Linked DNA regions of Homo sapiens: region 1 is linked to region 2. A link is an interaction called in ENCODE POLR2A ChIA-PET data of the cell type or tissue named here. Cell type or tissue: CD4-positive, alpha-beta T cell. All regions are shown on one strand. Each heading gives the region's core, and the rest is flanking DNA. Links, peaks and the distances in the headings are about the cores only.

What was found. Peaks named below come from ENCODE experiments on the same cell type or tissue, not always from the same donor. Only the 100,000 strongest peaks of a DNase experiment are listed, where the experiment ranks them.
Region 1: POLR2A ChIA-PET joins it to region 2 with 6 read pairs; 2 of 35 experiments call an interaction of 5 or more read pairs at or near these places.

What each region holds. Positions count from the first base shown.
Region 1 is chr22:21,809,008-21,813,526 of GRCh38, reverse strand. All of the region lies in intron 1 of MAPK1 (mitogen-activated protein kinase 1), which reads left to right. Among named protein-coding and RNA genes, the nearest start is that of MAPK1, 56 kb to the left of the region's middle. RefSeq lists a silencer at 1,782-1,996. In CD4-positive, alpha-beta T cell, for the core only: no CTCF peak of the experiment used is centred there; a DNase peak (open chromatin) is centred at 2,686.
Region 2 is chr22:21,690,963-21,695,197 of GRCh38, reverse strand. It overlaps PPIL2 (peptidylprolyl isomerase like 2), which reads right to left. Exons shown (of 20, transcript NM_014337.4): 16 at 1,326-1,382; 17 at 533-605; 18 at 381-443; 19 at 128-261. Among named protein-coding and RNA genes, the nearest start is that of PPIL2, 27 kb to the right of the region's middle. In CD4-positive, alpha-beta T cell, for the core only: no CTCF peak of the experiment used is centred there; no DNase peak of the experiment used is centred there.

The DNA.
Region 1 (4,519 bases), core at 210-4,209, 120 kb before region 2:
GCTTTTTTCCATTTTTGAGACAGGGTCTCTCTATGTTGCCCAGGCTGGTCTTGAACTCCTGGTCTCAAGCAGTCTGCCTACCTCAGCCCCCTGAATAGCTAGGACTACAAGCAGGTGCCACTGCACCTGGCCTTTGCCCATTTTTAAATATTTTGTTTGTTTCCTGCTGTTGAATTGTGTGAATTTCTTATATATTTAAATATTAGCCCCTTATCAGATATGTGGTTTGTAAATATTTTCTCCCATTCATTGGGTTGTCTCTTCACTCTGTTGATTGTTGCTTGTGCTGTGCAGAAGCTTTTTAGTTTGATTCAATTCCATTTGTCTGTTTTTGCTTTTGTTGCCTGTGCTTTGGGAGTCACAACCAAAAAATAATTGCCCAGACCAATGTCAAGAAGCTTTCCCCCTGTATTTTCTTCTAGTAGTTTTTGTTTGTTTGTCTGTTGTTTATTTGTTTGCTTTTGCTTTTTTTTTTTTTTTTTTTTTTGAGACGGAATCTCTCTCTGTCATCCAGGCTGGAGTGCAGTGGCACGATCTCAGCTCACTGCAAGCTCTGCCTCCCAGGTTCACGCCATTCTCCTGCCTCAGCCTCCCGAGTAGCTAGGACTACAGGCGCCTACCACCACGCCCGGCTAATTTTTTTTTTTTTTTTTTTTGTATTTTTAGTAGAGACAGGGTTTCACCGTATTAGCCAGGATGGTCTCGATCTCCTGACCTCGTGATCCACCCGCCTTGGCCTCCCAAAGTGCTGGGATTACAGGGTGAGCCATTGCGCCCAGCCTTTTCTAGTTTTTATAATTTCAGGTTTTACAATTTTTGTCTTTAATCTGTCTTGATTTGATTTTTGTATAGGGTGTGAAATAAGTATCCATTTTATTCTTTAGCAAGTAGATATCCAATTTTCCCAGCACCATTTATTGAAGAGACTATCCTTTATGTTTGGACTCTTTATTCTGTTCCATTTGTCTATTTGTCTGTTTTTATGCCAGTACCATGCTGATTCCCTGCCCCCCACCCAGCTTTATTAAGGTATAATTGACAAATACAAATTAGTATATGAAACTGAGGTGGAAGTGCTGGAAAAATAATTAGTATATATTCATGATATACAACATGATGTTTTGATATATGTGTATATTGTGAAATGATTAAAGCAAGGTAATTAACATATCTGTCATCTCACATACTTTTTGTGGTGAGAATGTTTAAGATCTAATCTTTTAGTAATTTGCAAGTATATAATACATTATTATTAACTGTAGTCACCATGCTGTAGGATAGAGCTCTAGAACTTATTCATCCTGGTTAACTGAAACTTTATACTCTAACAAATTATCTGCACATTTCACCCTATCCCCGCAGTGTTGTGCTGTTTTGGTTACTATAGCTTTGTAGTGTATTTTGAAATCAAGTGATGTGAAGCCACCACTTTGTTCTTGCTCAGGATTGCTTTGGCTATATGGGATCTTTTGTGGTTCCATATATGAATTTAAAGATTACATTTTCTGTTTCTGTGAAAAATGCCATTGGAACTTTGATAGGGATTACATTGACTCTGCAGACCACACTGAGTAGTGTAGACACTTTAAGAATATTAAGTCAGACCAGGCACAATGGCTCATGCCTGTAATCCCAGCACTTTGGGAGGCTGAGGTGGGAGGATCACTTATGACCAGGAGTTCAAGACCAGCCTGGATAACATAGTGAGACCCCATATCTACCAAAAAGTTTTTAAATTAAAAACAATTGGCCGGGTGCGGTGGCTCACACCTGTAATCCCAGCACTTTGAGAGGCCAAGGCGGGCAGATCACGAGGTCAGGAGATCGAGACCATCCTGGCTAACATGGTGAAACCCCATCTCTACCAAAAATACAAAAAAAAAGGAAATTAGCCGGGCGTGGTGGTGGGCCCCTGTAGTCCCAGCTACTCGGGAGGCTGAGGCGGGAGAATGGCGAGAACCCAGGAGGCGGAGCTTGCAGTGAGCCAAGATGCGATACTGCACTCCAGCCTGGGCGACAGAGCGAGACTCTGTCTCAAATAAATAAATAAATAATAAAAACAATTAGGCATGGTTTTTGGATGCTGAATTGAATTTCTTTGTGTGTGTGTGTGGTTTTTTTTTTTTTTTTAAAGACTGAATAATATTCCACTCTATGTATATGCTACATTTTCTTTATCCATTCATCCATAGTGGACATTTCGGTTGCTTCCACATCTTGGGTATTGTGCGTAATGCTGCACAATGAACCTGCCAGTAGCTCTTAGAGATTCTACTTTGAATTGTTTTGGATATATGCTCAGAAGTGGGATTGCTGGACCATATGGGAATTCTATTTTTAATTTTTTGAGGAATTTCCAAGTGGTTACACCATTTTGCACACTCAACAATAGAGTATGAAGGTTCAAATTTATCCACATCACACTTACGGTTTTCTGTTTGTTTGTTTGTTTGTTTTTAAATAGTGGCAGTCCTGGCTGGTCGTGGTGGGTGGCTCACGCCTGTAATTCCAGCACTTTGGGAGGCCAAGGCAGGCGGGTCACCAGGTCAGGAGATCCTGTAATTCCAGCTACTCAGGAGACTGAGGCAGGAGAATTGCATAAACCCAGGAGGCAGACGTTGCAGTAAGCCGAGATTGAGCCACTGCACCCCAGCCTGGCGACATAGCGAGACTCCGTCTCAAAAAAAAAAAAGGCATAACGTTGAATACACGTTTCAAAAGAAGACATAAGAAAAGATGGTCATCATCATGAATCAGAGAAATGCAAATCAAAACCACAATGAGCTATCACCACACACCCATTAGGACTGACCCCCACTTTTTTTTTTTTTGTTTTTTGAGACTGAGTCTCACTCTGTCACCAGGCTGGAGTGCAGTGGCGCGATCTTGGCTCACTGCAGCCTCCATCACCTGGGTTCAAGCCATTCTTCTGCATCAGCCTCCCAAGTAGCTGGGACTATGGGCGCGCACCACCCCACCCAGCTAATTTTTGTATTTTTGGTAGAGATGGGGTTTCACCATTTTGGACAGGATGGTGTCAATCTCGTGACCTCATGATCCGCCTGCCGTGACCTCATGATCCGCCTGCCTTGGCCTCCCAAAGTGCTGGGATTACAGACATGAGCCACCGCACCCGGCCTTCTTTTTTAATGAACCATCTTTGGATTCCTGTGATAAGAGACACACTTATAGCAAAAACCTGTAGTGTGGTGGTAGTTAGGGACAAAAGGGGTTGAGCAAAACAAGACACAGTTGGTAATGTCAAAGTGATTTTAAAGCATAAATGTTTATAGACACCTGAAAGTTCATGGTATGCCTTATTTACCAAGTATCAACAATAAAATATGTAAAACAAAACCGAGAAATCCAAGGAGAAACTAGCAAGTATGGAATCATTATGGAAGAGTGTAACCCTCTTTGTCATCAGTTCTATGAAAGATAGATTGCATAAACCAAAAAGGCAGCAGAATGGTTAAGCGGAGCAGACAGGAACAGACAAAACTCCTTTTTTTCAAGTGGGACCAGATGAGGATGATCTCATATTTTCTTACTTAAAAGGAGGCAGTTGGCCGGGCATGGTGGCTCACCCTGTAATCCCAGCCCTTTGCAAGGCCGAGGCGGGGCCTATCACGAGGTCAGGAGATTGAAACCATCCTGGCTAACACGGTGAAACACCGTCTCTACTAAAGATACAAAAAATTAGCCAGGCGTGGTGGCGGGGCCTGTAGTCCCAGCTACTCGGGAGGCTGAGGCAGGAGAATGGCCTGAACCCAGGAGGGGGAGCTTGCAGTGAGCCAAGATCGCACCACTGCACTCCAGCCTGGGCGACAGAGCGAGACTGCTTCCACAAAAAAATTTTAAAGAGGCCGGGGGGGAGGGCAGTTATTTCGTCACTGAGTGTTGATACAGTAGAGGGGCACACTGACCATAAACTCCTCTCTCCAAAAATTTTGTTGGATTATAATTTTGCAGAACAAATTATGACCACTTGTGACTGTTAACACTAGAAATTTATAATATTAACACTAGAAAATTGTAATGTTGAGTTTAAACCAGCATTTTATAACTAATCCGTGCTGTTGTTGAACTCTTGTTCTATGATTTGAATTACCAAAATAGAATTTTTTTCTAAAAATATTCCCAATATTGAATAAGCTTGCTTATTATATATGCTTTTTAATACTATGTTAAATTATTACTATTATATATGCTGTTGCCTAACTGAAAATCACTGGCTTAGGGCCTCATGTACCAAACCAAAGCAAAATAAGATTTGAGTAGTGGTTATTTTACTTAAGAAAATATACTTCATTTCAAAGCATTTGGGGCCACCTGTGTACTATATGTTAATGGTGTTGTAGGATAATTGGATCCTAGTAAGACAAAGTTCTCCTCCAGAGCATTATCTTGTCATAGAATCAGACAAATGTATCAATAATTCTTAGGATTAGTAGACTGATAAATATTATAGAAGCATAAACTTTATTTAATTTAGAGACGGAGTCTCACTCTGTCGCCC
Region 2 (4,235 bases), core at 1-4,000:
CACAGCACAAGCCCACGGCCGGGACCAGTGCCCATAGCTTGCTTGCCCCTCTGGGTCTGACCCTCAGACCTCAGTCAGCCCTAGGAAACACCATGGGAAACAGGGAGGCCAGCCCCGCGGCACTCACGTGGCTGCTGGGTTGATGTACTTGCCCACGCCCTGGCGGAAGGTCTGGGGGCCCTGGCTCCCTGCCTGGGGCTGGCTGCTCTTCACTTTGGTCTCCGGGGCTACCTTGAGCTGTGTCTTCCGCTCCTGCGCAATCTGTGGCACAACAGGGCGCTGGCTAACCGGCAGCACCTCGGGCAGGACAGATGCTAGGCTTGGGGTGGAAAAGTGCACTAGCCCAGACCCTCCTAGGTGGTGGCATCGTGCCCCCTCACCTGGGCATCGGCCTCCTCATAGGGGTCCACGAACACTGTAGTGGCATCAATGCGGATCTCCTCCTAGCAGCAAAGGGGGCTCAGTGCACGGCAGGTCCTCCCCCTGCCTGCCTGGCCCCCAGCCGCCACGCCCCACCTCCCTGGGCACAGACCTTAGGGCGGTCAGTTTTGGGGTCACTCTCCACATTCTCCATGGCTGTCAGTACGTCAAAGCCCCCAACAACCCTGCAGCAGGGAGACAGAGGTGGGTCTGCGTGTGCTCAAGGAGGGCACCCCCACGGCTGAGCCCCAAGGCACGTGGGAAGAGGGGTTGAGAGCCCCGAGGCTGGCCTGGTGGTCCTTGGGCAGCAGCCAGGAAGGCGATGAGAGGGAGTGGCAAGGGCGGGGTCGGCTGACCATGGCCCTGGGCATATCCAGCTGGGTTTTTTTCTGTTTTTGTTTTTTTTTTGGTTTCCCCCACCCACAGGAAAAATAGGAGTCACAAAACGTGGCTTGTGCTCTCCCCGCTGGTTTGGTAAACAGAGTTCCACTTGGCCAGAACCACATCACCTGCGTCCACCCTGTTTCGTGCTGCTTCCACACAGCTGGGTGGGCGTCAGAGACCACGTGGCCCACAACGCTGGAAAGACCCCTGGACTAGAGGGTGAAGGGAGCTGGGTGTGGCCAGGCTTGCGAGTGGCGCGCCACTGGGTCTGAGACAGGGCAGTGTCCAGGCCACATGGGCGAGTTTCCTCCTCTCCTGAGCCCGGTGGGTCTAGAGAGCCAGACTTCCCTGGCACATGGAGCACCCTCCATCGCAGCTCTGCATAGCCTCAACCCCCAGCAGTGATGGCCAGCATGGCACATGACTCAGGTCCACGAAAAAGGCAGTGAGGAGGCCTCAGGTGGGGAAGGAACCCACCTAGCCCACTGACCCCCCAGGCTTCACACAGCCGCTTCCCTTACCGTCCAAAGATGGTATGCTTCTTGTCCAGGTAGGCACAGGAGCGAAACGTGATGAAGCTGGGGAGGAGGGCTGGATGGTTAGGGAGAGCATGGCACCTTCTGCACCTGGCCTGCCTAAGAGCACACCAGGAGCTGCCCACCCTCTACAGCCAGCTCTGGGAACCTGCAGCTTCCACGGACGCATGTGTGCACGTGGTTCCCTGCGCTGCCCACCAGGGCAGGTCATTAGCCCCCAAGGCTGCCCAGGGGACCCCGGAACTCCAGCTGTCCCCAGGTCTTCCTGCTGCCCCGGCTGCTGCCCACTGCCTGTCAGGTGGTCCCTGTGCCCAGAACCAGGTTGGCCATGCAGCTCTGTGGGAGGTGGCTGGGACGAGGGGACACCTGGAAAACCAGAGCCAGCCCCATGTCATCAAGGGACCTGTTGAAGGACTGAGGAGAAAGGAGGCAACAAAGCCAGAACAGGAGTCAAGGGATTAAGAAACGTGGGTAACATAAATAAACATGGACTAAGAAAATGCTCAGGTCGTCCAGGCACAGTGGCTCACGCCTGTAATCCCAGCACTTTGGGAGGCCAAGGCAGGTAGATCACTTGAGGCCAGGAGTTGGAGACCAGCCTGGCCAACATGGTAAAACCCTGTCCCTATTAAAAATACAAAAATTAGCTGGGCGTGGTGGCGTGTGCCTGTAGTCCCAACTACTTAGGAGGCCAAGGCAGGAGAATCGCTTTAACCTGGGAGGCAGAGGTTGCAGTAAGCTGAGATCACACCACTGCACTCCAGCCTGGGCGACAGAGTCTGTCTCAAGAAAAAAGAAAAAGAAAAAAGGAAATGGGGTGGAATTAAAACAGCCAACAGCACTGCCATGAGACGAGGAGAGAGTTTCTGCCAGCCTGGTCTGGGAGGAAGGCAGAGACTACCTCATAACTTTGGACTTTTTTTTTTTTTTTTGAGATGGAATCTTGCTCTGTCCCCCAGGCTGGAGTGCAGTGGCGCGATGTCGGTTCACTGCAAGCTCCGCCTCCCAGGTTCATGTCATAGTCCTGCCTCAGCCTCCTGAGTAGCTGGGACTACAGGCGCCCGCCATCACGCCCAGCTAATTTTTTTGCATTTTTAGTAGAGACGGGGTTTCACTGTGTTAGCCAGGATGGTCTCAATCTCTTGACCTTGTGATCCACCTGCCTTGGCCTCCCAAAGTGCTGGGATTACAGGCGTGAGCCACTGCACCTGGCCAACTTTGGACTTTAAATAGATGTCCTTCTTAACCTTAGACCAGAAGTAAAACATCTAATTTCCAAACCAGCAGAAAGAGAAGAGAAGCAAATGAAAATAAATATAAAAAATGGTAACTAGAAAGCAACAAGATCATAGAACGCAACAGACCACCTGAAGAATTAAGTCCACATTTAAGATTGTCAGGATTGGCCAGGCACAGTGGCTCACGCCTGTAATCCCAGCACTTTGGGAGGCCAAGGTGGGCGGATCACAAGGTCAGGAGATCGAGACCATCCTCGCTAACACGGTGAAACCCCATCTCTACTAAAAATACAAAAAATTAGCCAGGCGTGTGGCGGGCGCCTGTAGTCCCAGCTACTAGGGAGGCTGAGGCAGGAGAATGGCATGAACCTGGGAGGCGGAGCTTGCAGTGAGCCGAGATCGCGCCGCTGCACTCCAGCCTGGGGGACGGAGCGAGACTCCGTCTCAAAGAAAAAAAAAAAAAAGACTGTCAGGATGAAGGAGAACACGACAGACCCCAGCTGTGAGCCTTCAAAAAGCCCTCAGAGGGCAGAGCCAGAGAGGCTGAAAAGAAAACGATGGAAGACATGGGGTGGGTCCCGGCGCTGGCGGCACGGAGCACTCCCCAGGGTGGTGCAGGCAGGCACAGCCCACAACCCGGCTGGTGAGACACAGGACTTAACCTCCACTGCATCAAACATGCACCCCCCAGCCACGCAGGGACACGCTCCTGAGCCCACCAAGTCTGACCACACCCGAGGCCACCAGACAAGTGTCCGCAGATGTGACATCTGCAACGGTGCAGACCTGAGCTCTGACCTGCAAGCAGTTCCCTCTCTTGCTGATTTCTAACACAGTGAAGGAAACTAGAAGCAGAATTAAACTCAGATAAGAGGAAAGTAAAAGAACCATCCTGAGGCAAGCTCCTCCTAGAAAATCTTTTTTTTTTTTTGGAGACGGAGTCTCGCTCTGTCACCCAGGCTGGAGGGCTGGAGTGCAGTGGCGCGATCTCGGCTCAATGCAAGCTCTGCCTCCTGGGTTCACGCCATTCTCCTGCCTCAGCCTCCTGAGTAGCTGGGACTACAGGCGCCTGCCACCATGCCCGGCTAGTTTTCTGTATTTTTAGTAGAGATGGGGTTTCACCGTGTTAGCGAGGATGGTCTCGATCTCCTGACCTCGTGATCCGCCTGCCTCGGCCTCCCAAAGTGCTGGGATTATAGGCATGAGCCACCGCGCCTGGCCTCCTCCTGGAAAATCTTTAATTACAAGAATCACAAAAGGGAAAACAAAGCTGTAACAAATTAAAGTCTAATGATCTTTGAATACGGTAAAATAGGCAAACCTTTGGCAACAGTTGTCCAAGAAAGCACAAAATACTACTAGAAATAAGAAAAGAAGGCCGAGTGTGGTGGCTCATGCCTGTAATCTCGGCACTTTGGGAGGCTGAGGTGGGTGGATCACCTGAGGTCAGGAGTTGGAGACCAGCCTGGCCAACATGGTGAAACCCTGTCTCTACTAAAGTACAAAAAATTATCCTGGTGTGGTGGTGGGCGTCTGTAATCCCAGGAGAACCGCTTGAACCCAGGAGGCAGAGGTTGCAGTGAGCCGAGATCCCGCCATTGCACTCCGGCCTGGGTGACAAGAGTGAAACTCCATCTCAAAAAAAAAAAAAAAAAAA